Regions from separate parts of the Homo sapiens genome. Here region 1 is linked to region 2. A link is a contact called in ENCODE Hi-C data. All regions are on one chromosome and are shown on one strand. Each heading gives the region's core, a stretch centred on a gene start or an enhancer-like site at or near the end of the contact. The rest is flanking DNA. Distances are from core to core; before and after follow the strand shown.

Region 1 (5,021 bases), core at 2,226-4,725, 130 kb before region 2:
AGGTGTGATACTATAGAACATCCTTAAAAGATGTGTACTTAAGGATTTAAAGATAAATTAGTTCAATAACGCATTGTCAGATGGATGGTTCAATAAAAACAAAGTGAATATGTCAAAATGTTAAAAACTGTTAAATCTACATGGAAGACCATTGTACTAGTCTTTCTAGATTTTAAAAGTTTTGTAATAAAAGGATAAGTTAGCCTACAAAAATTAAGCCTAAAAAACTATACTTTATCACAATTTCCTTAATTTTTAATGCATTAGGCCATTAACAAGTATTTGTTGTATGCCGAATATAAAAAGTGCACCTGTAAGTACATACCTAGAATAATTGTAAGAATCAAGCACATAAAATGTTATAAGAAAAGTTTTATAAATGTTTAAGAGTCATGCTTCCAAAACTGTGTGCTAAGATACCTACTATGATTTGGATGTGGTGTGTTCCCACCAAAACTCATGTTAAAATTTAATTCCCAGTGTTATAGTATCGAGAGGTGGTAGGGCCTTTAAGAGGTCATCAGGTCATTAGAGGAATTAATGCAGTTCTCAGCAGGACTGAGTTAATTCTCCAGAGGGTTGAAGGCAGGCTGTTACAAAGTGAAGTTGTCCCTTGTATTTTGTCCCTTTCCTCTTCCATTCCCCAACATGTTATGAAGCAGCATGAGGTCCTTACCAGAGGTTGATCAGATGTGGCCAACTCATCTTGGACTTCCTCACCTCCAGAACCACAAGCCAAAATAAACCTCTTTTCTTTATAAATTACTCAGTCTCAAGTATTCATTATAGCAACAGAAAATGAACTGAGACAGCACCCCAGTGTACTACCATAAATTCACAAGGGCGCCGCAAAGTTATTTTAAATTTTCCAGGGAAATATAGTGTTACTCAACATCAGTTGGACACTGCGTGATCTACAAGTCACAGTAATTCAGTTTCAACAATAAATCAAACTATTATATATTCCTTTCAATGACATTATTTCTTACAGAAGTTGGTTTGTCAGCAGTTGCTGGCATAAAAACCAAGTTATCACATAAAATAACATCGATATAAAACAAGAAATCAGGGTGGCAATGTCCCATCTGATTCCAGGTTTGAGAAGCTGAGCGATGCCTAAGCATCCTAACAGAAATGTGATTACTCAGCAGTGAAATAACGTTTCCAATTTAAGTGTCTTATTTTTTTCAAGTGGCTACTAAGTTGCCTGGACCTAGGTATTTAATAAACAGAACTATCAGACATTTCTTTCGATCTAGGTGGCACAGTGAAAAACGTTACTGAGACCCTAACGGCACTGAGAAAGTTTGTGAACCTCTGCAACAGAATATAATTCCATGAACATAATACACATTCAATACCTAAAGTTAAACAAATTAATGAACAAAGAAATAAATACCTTGCAGTATCAATCCCTAACATCTACTTCTTACTCTAGTTTCCACACTACTTTTTAAGGCATTATACTTATAAAAGGACTTCTACTCCCCAGTTTGCTTTAAGGAAGGAAAAAATTGCAGTTTACTTTATCATTCAATTTTTAACATTATTAGAAGTTTACAAATTCAAATGTTTTAAGTATTATTTATTCATCAATTATTACTGTGTACCTACTGTAAGCCACTGGCACAAATGCTAAGGACACAGACATCCAGCATACAAAAAACTCAGTCTAGCAAAAGAAATATATACGAACAAATATTACACTACAGGTTTTTAAAAAAAATAAAGTTCCGACTGGGCGTGGTGGCTCATGCCTGTAATCCCAGCACTTTGGGAGGCCAAGGCAGGCAGATCACCTGAGGTCAGGAGTTTGAGACCAGCCTGGCCAACATGGTGAAACCCCGTCTCCACTAAAAATACAAAAATTAGCCAGGCGTGGTGGTGCATGCCTATAATCCCAGCTACTCGGGAGGCTGAGACAAGAGAATCACTTGAACCCAGGAGGCGGAGGTTGCAGTGAGCCAAGATCACTCCATTGCACTCCAGCCTGGGCGATAGAGTAAGACTCTGTCTCCAAAAAAAAAAAAAAAAAAGGTGGCACGATGGCTCACGCCTGTAATCCCAGCACTTTGGGAGGTTGAGGTGGGTGGATCATTTGAGGTCAGGAGTTCAAGACCAGCCTGGCCAATATGGTGAAGCCCCATCTCCACTGAAAATACAAAAATCAGTCAGGCATGGTGGCAGGCACCTATAATCCCAGCTACTGGGGAGGCTGAGGCAGGAGAATCTCTTGAACCCAGGAGTCAGAGGTTGCAGTAGGCCAAGATCACATCACTCCACTCCAGCCTGGGCAACAGAGTAACACTCTGTCAAATAAATAAATAAATAAATAAATAAATAGTTCCTTGAATAAGATGACCACCTTGTTTTGTGAGAGAAAAGGTTTCGCTGAGGAGGTCATATCTAAGCCGGGTCTTAACTCAGTTCTGCTTTCTGGCTTTTTTTTTGGCAGGGGAATGAGAGGTATGGAGGAACTTGTGGAGAACAGAAAAAGATGTATAGAAAGACAAACACTGCATGGTATACAAAAACAAAACTGAAGTTATCAATGAGAAATTTATGTGCCAAAAGATTTGAAGGTGCGTAGAGAGATATACCAGTTCTAGATCAAAGGGACTAGATTCTCAAAAATTTTCCTTTTATTTAGGTTTTATTCTATAAGAAATAAAACAGCAGAGAAATTTTTAAGCAGGGGAATAAGAACAGCTTTAATTTTTAGGAAGACTATTATAGCAGCATTGGGAAAGCTCAAATGAAGCTTAACAGAACCAAGTGAGAACAAGAGTACCAATAGTGGTATGGACGACAAGGGGCCACATTGAAGATTTCTCAGTCAATAAGAATAAGAAAGGGCTGGGCATGGTGGCTCATACCTATAATCCCAGCACTTTGGGAGGCCAAGGTGAGAGGATGGCTTGAGCCCAGGAGTTTGAGACCAGCCTAGGCAACGTAGTGAGACCCTGTCTCTACAAAAAAAAAAAAAATTTTTAATTAGCCAGGTGTGGTGGCACACACCTGTAGTCCCCGCTACTCAGGAGGCTGAGGTGGAAGAATCACTTGAGCCCAGAGGGTCAAAGTGATTGTGGAGGGTCTTGCAGTGAGCCAAGATCTCACCACTGCATTCCAACATGGGCAACAGGGCAAGACACCTGTCTCAAAAAAAAAAAAAAAAAGAGAAAAAAGTCAGAAGATGCCAACAGGTTTCCAGCTTTGAAGTTAGGATGGACCAGATCCATTAATCAAAACATAAAAATTGTGTTTTGTCTGATCTTGGAATAAACAAGAGTGGAGTATATATAATACGTTTTGTTTTAGATATACTAAAACTCAAGAGCCAGGAAATAGGTAGGTGAAGATGTAGTCAAGGAACTGAAAGTAGAGATCTGGTCTGTGGTTGCAGACAAAGGAATGGAGGAGATCACCTAGAGAAAGTCTTTAATGAAAGAATAAAACATTGAGTCACCCCATTTTATGAGAAGAGAAAAAAAAAAAAAAGGAGAACTGAAAGCAGTGCCTAGAGAAACCAACGTTTGAGTAGTGGGTAAAGGAGAAATCAGTGACAATAGAAACAACAAATAAAAACAAACAAAACAGGCCGGGCACAGTGGCTCATGCCTGTAATCCCAGCACTTTGGGAGGCCGAGGCAGGCAGATCACGAGGTCAGGAGATTGAGACCATCCTGGCTAACACGGTGAAACCCCATCTCTACTAAAAATATAAAAAATTAGCCGGGCACGGTGGTGGGCGCCTGTAGTCCCAACTACTTGGGAGGCTGAGGCAGGAGAATGGCATGAACCCGAAGTCGAGGCTGCAGTGAGCTGAGATCGCGCCACTGCACTCTAGCCTGGGCGACAGAGCCAGGCTCCGTCTCAAAAACAAACAAACAAACAAACAAACAAACAAACAAATATTCCATGTTAGGAAGATAACCATTAGAGTAATCCTGCAAAAGAAAGACAAATCAAGAAGGATGAAAACTGTTACATATAATTGGATTTAACAAAGAGCATATCAAATATCTTGAGACTCACTAAGAAGTGTCGTTTTAAAAGGAAAGAGAAAAATAGCTAAATTGCTGAGGACAGAAGGTAGGAATAAAGATTGAGAGAAGTTTTGTTCTGGTTTGTTAGTAGCACTTAGAAGACTTAAAAATGCGTTTAAAATGAGTGGACAGAATCAGTGGAAAGGAACTCTGGCCTCTCGACTGACTGACTTCATCACTTTCAGTGGTATCTCTTTTCCATTTTGGCCACAGTATAGATCTTATATCATCATCACTATCACCTCTCAATCGCTGAAATGCAGGTATACCCTTCTCTGATCACAACCTCTTATTATTCTAGCATACTCAACCACCTCAAGAGATCTCTTCTGAACACCAATTAAGACTTTTGGTCCACTGGTTGCTTTAATTATTCCCTAGCCATCAATATACACAGTCTAGATTTTGACCCATCACCTTTATTTCACATGTTCTTTTTTCATCCTGTCTACCAAAATCCAACCCAGCATATATCCCTAACATAAACTTGCCTATATCCAGAATGCTGATTATACCGCAGAAGCATTTGCACTAGGGTGCTAAAGACTAAGAATTCATAGTCATTATTCTCAAATGGACCTAACCTTGCCTGGCAAGCCTTTACTCTTCTACTCTGTTCCTCTTTACTCTTCACAATGACGAGTGTCAATGCCGCCCCTACCGCTAAGATTTCACCTTCTCCCCACATCCATGACCAGCAGATGATGCCACCACATATTTCGCAGAAGCAGCAGAAGCCAACAGTCAGGAATTCAAATCTGTAAAATGGATTCCATACTTAGCCTTTTTTCTCATTTACTTCCATTATAATGTAAGATATTCCGCATGTCAATTCAGTCATCTGTGTTCTGGATCTCATCCCTCCAGCTTTTTCAGAGACCTTGATTATACCTTATCTTTCCTGTTACTTTAATCTCTAATAGTTCTTTCATATTAGCATTCAGACATGTCTTCCATCTTAACGTTGAAATGTGT
Region 2 (4,464 bases), core at 764-3,263:
TAAGGTGTTGAATTAATAAATGCATTTTTATGATATTTGTGAATATTATTAATAAATAGTAGCTCCCGGTTGTGGGAAAGATGATGTAGAAGCACTGGATATATCCTGTGATATTACTATGCACAACAACTATTTAAAAAATTTTTTTAAAGAATCTAATCAATATGTACTTACATACAAAAAATTAGCTGGTCGTGATGGCACACGCCTGTAGTCCCAGCTAATAGGGAGGCTGAGGCAGGAGAACTGCTTGAACCCAGGAGGCAGAAGTTGCAGTGAGCCGAGATTGTGCCACTGCACTCCAGCCTGGGTGACAGAGCGAGATTCCGTCTCAGAAAAAAAAAAAAAAAAAATGTACTTATGACTTTTTTGAATGGTAGCAAAAGTAGCAGAATTTTTTTTTTTTTTTTTTGAGACAGGAGTTTTGCTGTCACCCAGGCTGGAGTGCAATAGCATGTTCTTGGCTCACGGCAACCTCCGCCACCTGAGTTCAAGCGATTCTCCTGCCTCAGCCTCCCAAGTAGCTGGGATTACAGGCGTGCATCACCATGCCCAGCTAATTTTTGTGTTTTTAGTAGAGACGGGGTTTCACCATGTTGGCCAGGCTGGTCTTGAACTCCAGACCTCAGGTGATCCACTCCAGACCTCAGTGCTGGGATTACAGGTGTGAGCCACCGTGCCCGGCCTTTTTATTTCTTTTAATCTTAAAAGTGATAGCATTTAATTGTCTAAAGGAAAATGGTGGAGAATACCAGAGGGACTGGAAAGGAAGAAGTTTTTTTGGGAGGGGTAAAATAGCTGTAGATTTCTTTTAGTAGAAAAATGTTTATATATATTGAATACTAATTCTAATAATAACTTATAGAGAGCTACAAGGTTTTCAAAATTGTTTCAGAGAACATTATACAAGTTGATGGTCCTAACAGTGCTGTGTGATAGGTGAAACAGAGATTGTAGCCTTTATTATATAGATGATAAAACTGAGGCATAGACTGGGCACAGTGGCTCACACCTGTAATCCCAGCACTTTGGGAGGCCGAGGCCAGTGGATCGCCTGAGGTCAGGAGTACAAGACCAGCCTGACCAATATGGTGAAACCCCATCTCTACTAAAAATACAAAAATTAGCAGAGCATGGTGGCATGCGCCTGTAGTCCCAGCTATTCGGGAGGCTGAGGCAGGAGAATCGCTTGAAGCCAGTAGGCGGAGGTTGCAGTGAGCCGAGATTGTGCCACTGCACTCCAGCCTGGGTGACAGACGAAGACTCCGTCTCAAAAACACAAGACAAAACAACAAAAAAACTGAGGCATAGAAAGAGTAAATGTCTTCCTCCAGGTCACATGGCTAATTCATCTAATACATTCTCTAGTTTTCCTACTTTAGCATCCTGTGGAAGGATCGTGGGAAGGAGATGCTTCCAGATAGGGCTTTCATAGTGTTGAGATGGGAACGGGAGTTGCTACACTTAAACATGGCACCAATGTCACTTCATTTGTCTTCTCCCCAAGCAGTTTTTCCTCTAAATCACCATATGTTTGTTAAACGGGGCTGGAACCTCCCCACCTACTGTTTAGGATTTCCTTTCACTACAGTGTAACATAAAGTGTTGGCATCAAATCCAGAGACTGTGTGGATTTGAAATCCTCCATAAGGTACAACAATACCAATGTGGTAGTTATGGGCATTTGGTCACATAGTTAGTAATGTAAGTGTTAGTGGCCTGGCCTGTCTATTTTTATGCATAAAGAGAGATCAGCAAGAATCAGATTATCTAGAGTGGCACATTGTTCAACAATAGACACAGTGAACATGAAAATAAGTGGTTACCCAGAGTTTAGGGAAACTGAAAGTGCTGCATGCCTTTTACGCATTCAGATGTCATGCAATTCTTGTTTTCATTTAGTTATTCATTTGAGTTGTGCCTGGATTAGAGATACCGTAAGTGGCAAGTCTACCAGAGTGGAAAAAAATTCAGTCATGGTATCATGCCTTAAGGAAAAATGTGGTTATTAAAGCATGTTAATTTTTAACTGAAAAATAGCTGACTCTTTTCCTGGAAGGATGTGAGCAATGCAACTATTTAAAAGTAAACTTTTTAAGCCACATAACCAGCACCCAGTTGAGGCTTGTGTTGTATTAGGTACTGAAAGCATTTTATGGAACTCTAAAATTACTAACAATATATCAAATACAAAGCATCTGTAAATTCAAACCATATATATAATTGCATACTAGTAATTTAAGGAAATGAAACTTTCTCCCTCAAATTCTTACTACCATAGTAGTAATTTATTCAGGCTCTCTAAATGTTCAATAACAGTAAAGATATATACCAAATTCATGGCATCAGAGGTGTTTCTGGTGGCCTTGTCTTTCACATTACATAGCTTTTGGGGGAAAAACTCTTTATTTTTTTTGAAATTTCTTTGTTGTTGTTGTTGTTTTTGTTTTAGACGGAGTTTTGCTTTGTCACCAGGTGGGAGTGCAGTGGCATGATCTCGGCTCACTGCAACCTCCACCTCCTGGGTTCAAGCAATTCTCCTGTCTCAGCCTCCTGAGTAGCTGTGACTCCAGGCATGTGCCACCATGCCCAGCTAATTTTTTTTTTTTTTTTTTTTACTTTAGTAGAGACGGGGTTTCACCATGTTGGCCAGGATGGTATCTACCTCCTGACCTTGTGATCCGCCCACCTTGGCTTCCCAAAGCGCTGGGATTACAGGTGTGAGCCACCGTGTCCAGCTCTGAAATCTCTTTTAATGAAAAATTTCAAGCATACATAAAAGTAGAATAATATAATGAACTCCGCATATACCTATCATCCAGCTCCAACTATGTTAAATTCTTGGCTAATCCTTTTTCATCTATACTCCATCCCCTTACTACCCCAAATATTTTAAAGGAAATCTCAGACCACATATTTTTCTTCTATAAATACTTTAGTTAGTATACACCTCTAAAAGATAAAAGAATCTTTTAAAAATATAAGCATGGTGGTAGATTATAGATGGTCTTACATGTTTTTTACTTCTCCTCTTGAGAGGGGAAGTCTAATTCCCCTCATCTTCAATCTCAGCTGGTCATAGAGACTTGCTTGATCAGTAGAATGTGGCAGAAGTATTATTTAAGCACTTCTGAAGTTAAGTCTTAAGAAGCTTTGAAGCTGCCATCTGGACCTCTTGGGATACATCCTTTGAGAACTCTAAGCTTCCATATAAGAAATCTGAAAACCCTGAAACGCTGATGAGATCACAGGTCAGTGCTCTAGTATAAAGTCTCAGTTGAGGTTAGCCTTCCAGTCTTCCTTTCCAAGGCACCAGACATGTAAGTCAAATCATCTTAGACCTTTTAGATCTGCCCATCTGCCAAGTGAGTACCATGATGAAGCAGAAAAACCATCCAGCTGAACCCTATTCAAAATTCCTGGCTCGCAAAGTTGTAAGATGTAATAAAATGGTCGTTGCTTTAAGCCACTGTTACGCTGCAACAGATAAAATGGAACAACCACAGAACCATTAGCACTCCTAAAATAATTAGCAATAATTCCCTAAAATATCAAATATCCATTGTTCAAATCACAACTAATCTTTTGGAATAATTTTATTATTATTACTATTTTGTAGAGACAACTGTCTCACTATATTGCCCAGGCTGGTCTTAAACTCCTGGGCTCAAGAGATCTTAATGCCTCAGCTCACTAGAGAGCTGGGATTACAGGTGTGAGCCATCATGCTTAGCTACGAATAATTGTTTTTGTTTCAAAATTATCTTGAATATTTTGTTTTAAGTGGGATCTAAACAAGGTCCATACATGGTGATTGATTTTTATATATATATTTTTTTGAGATGGAGTCACACTTTGTTGCCCAGGCTGCAGTGCAGTGGTGTAATCTTGGTTCACTGCAATCTCTATCTCCCAGTTTCAAGCAATTCTTCTGCCTCAGCCTCCCAAATAGCTGAGACTACAGGTGTGCACCACCGTGCTCTGCTATGTTTTGTATTTTTAGTAGAGACAGGGTTTTGCCATGTTGGCCAGGCTGGTCTCAAATTCCTGACCTCAAGTGATCCGCTTTCCTTGGCCTCCCAAAAGTGCTGGGATTACAGGCATGAGCCACCACGCCCCGCTGATTTTTATATTTCCTAAGTCTCTTTTAATAGTTTCCTCTTCCTTTTTTTGTTTCAAATTATTTAAGAAACTATATAATTTGTCCTCAGAATTTTCCGTAATCTGGATTTTAGTATTGTTTTGTTGTTGTTGTTTGAAGCAGAGTCTTGCTCTGTCACCCAGGCTGGAGTGGAGTGGCATGATCTTGGCTCACTACAACCTCCACCTCCCAAGTTCAAGCAATTCTCCTGCCTCAGCCTCCCATGTAGCTGGGACTACAGGCATGCACCACCACGCCCGGCTAATTTTTTGTATTTTCAGTAGAGACAGGGTTTTCCTATACTGTCCTCAAGTGATCCGCCT

Evidence for each region. A loop is a pair of places that touch in the nucleus more often than their neighbours do. Pooled maps may share reads with other maps.
Region 1: a pooled map shows a loop between it and region 2 (9-fold over the local background). The contact joins two enhancer-like sites. A Hi-C loop is called at or near these places in 6 of 37 single-sample maps with no recorded cell type and 12 of 50 pooled maps.

What each region holds. Positions count from the first base shown.
Region 1 is chr2:113,922,210-113,927,230 of GRCh38, reverse strand. The region is part of intron 3 of ACTR3 (actin related protein 3); the gene reads right to left. Among named protein-coding and RNA genes, the nearest start is that of ACTR3-AS1, 34 kb to the right of the region's middle. Within about 2 kb of position 3,475, at least 3 of the 41 ENCODE cell types and tissues checked have a DNase peak (open chromatin) inside an H3K27ac peak, as active enhancers do.
Region 2 is chr2:113,789,525-113,793,988 of GRCh38, reverse strand. No RefSeq gene overlaps it. Among named protein-coding and RNA genes, the nearest start is that of SLC35F5, 35 kb to the right of the region's middle. Within about 2 kb of position 2,013, at least 2 of the 41 ENCODE cell types and tissues checked have a DNase peak (open chromatin) inside an H3K27ac peak, as active enhancers do.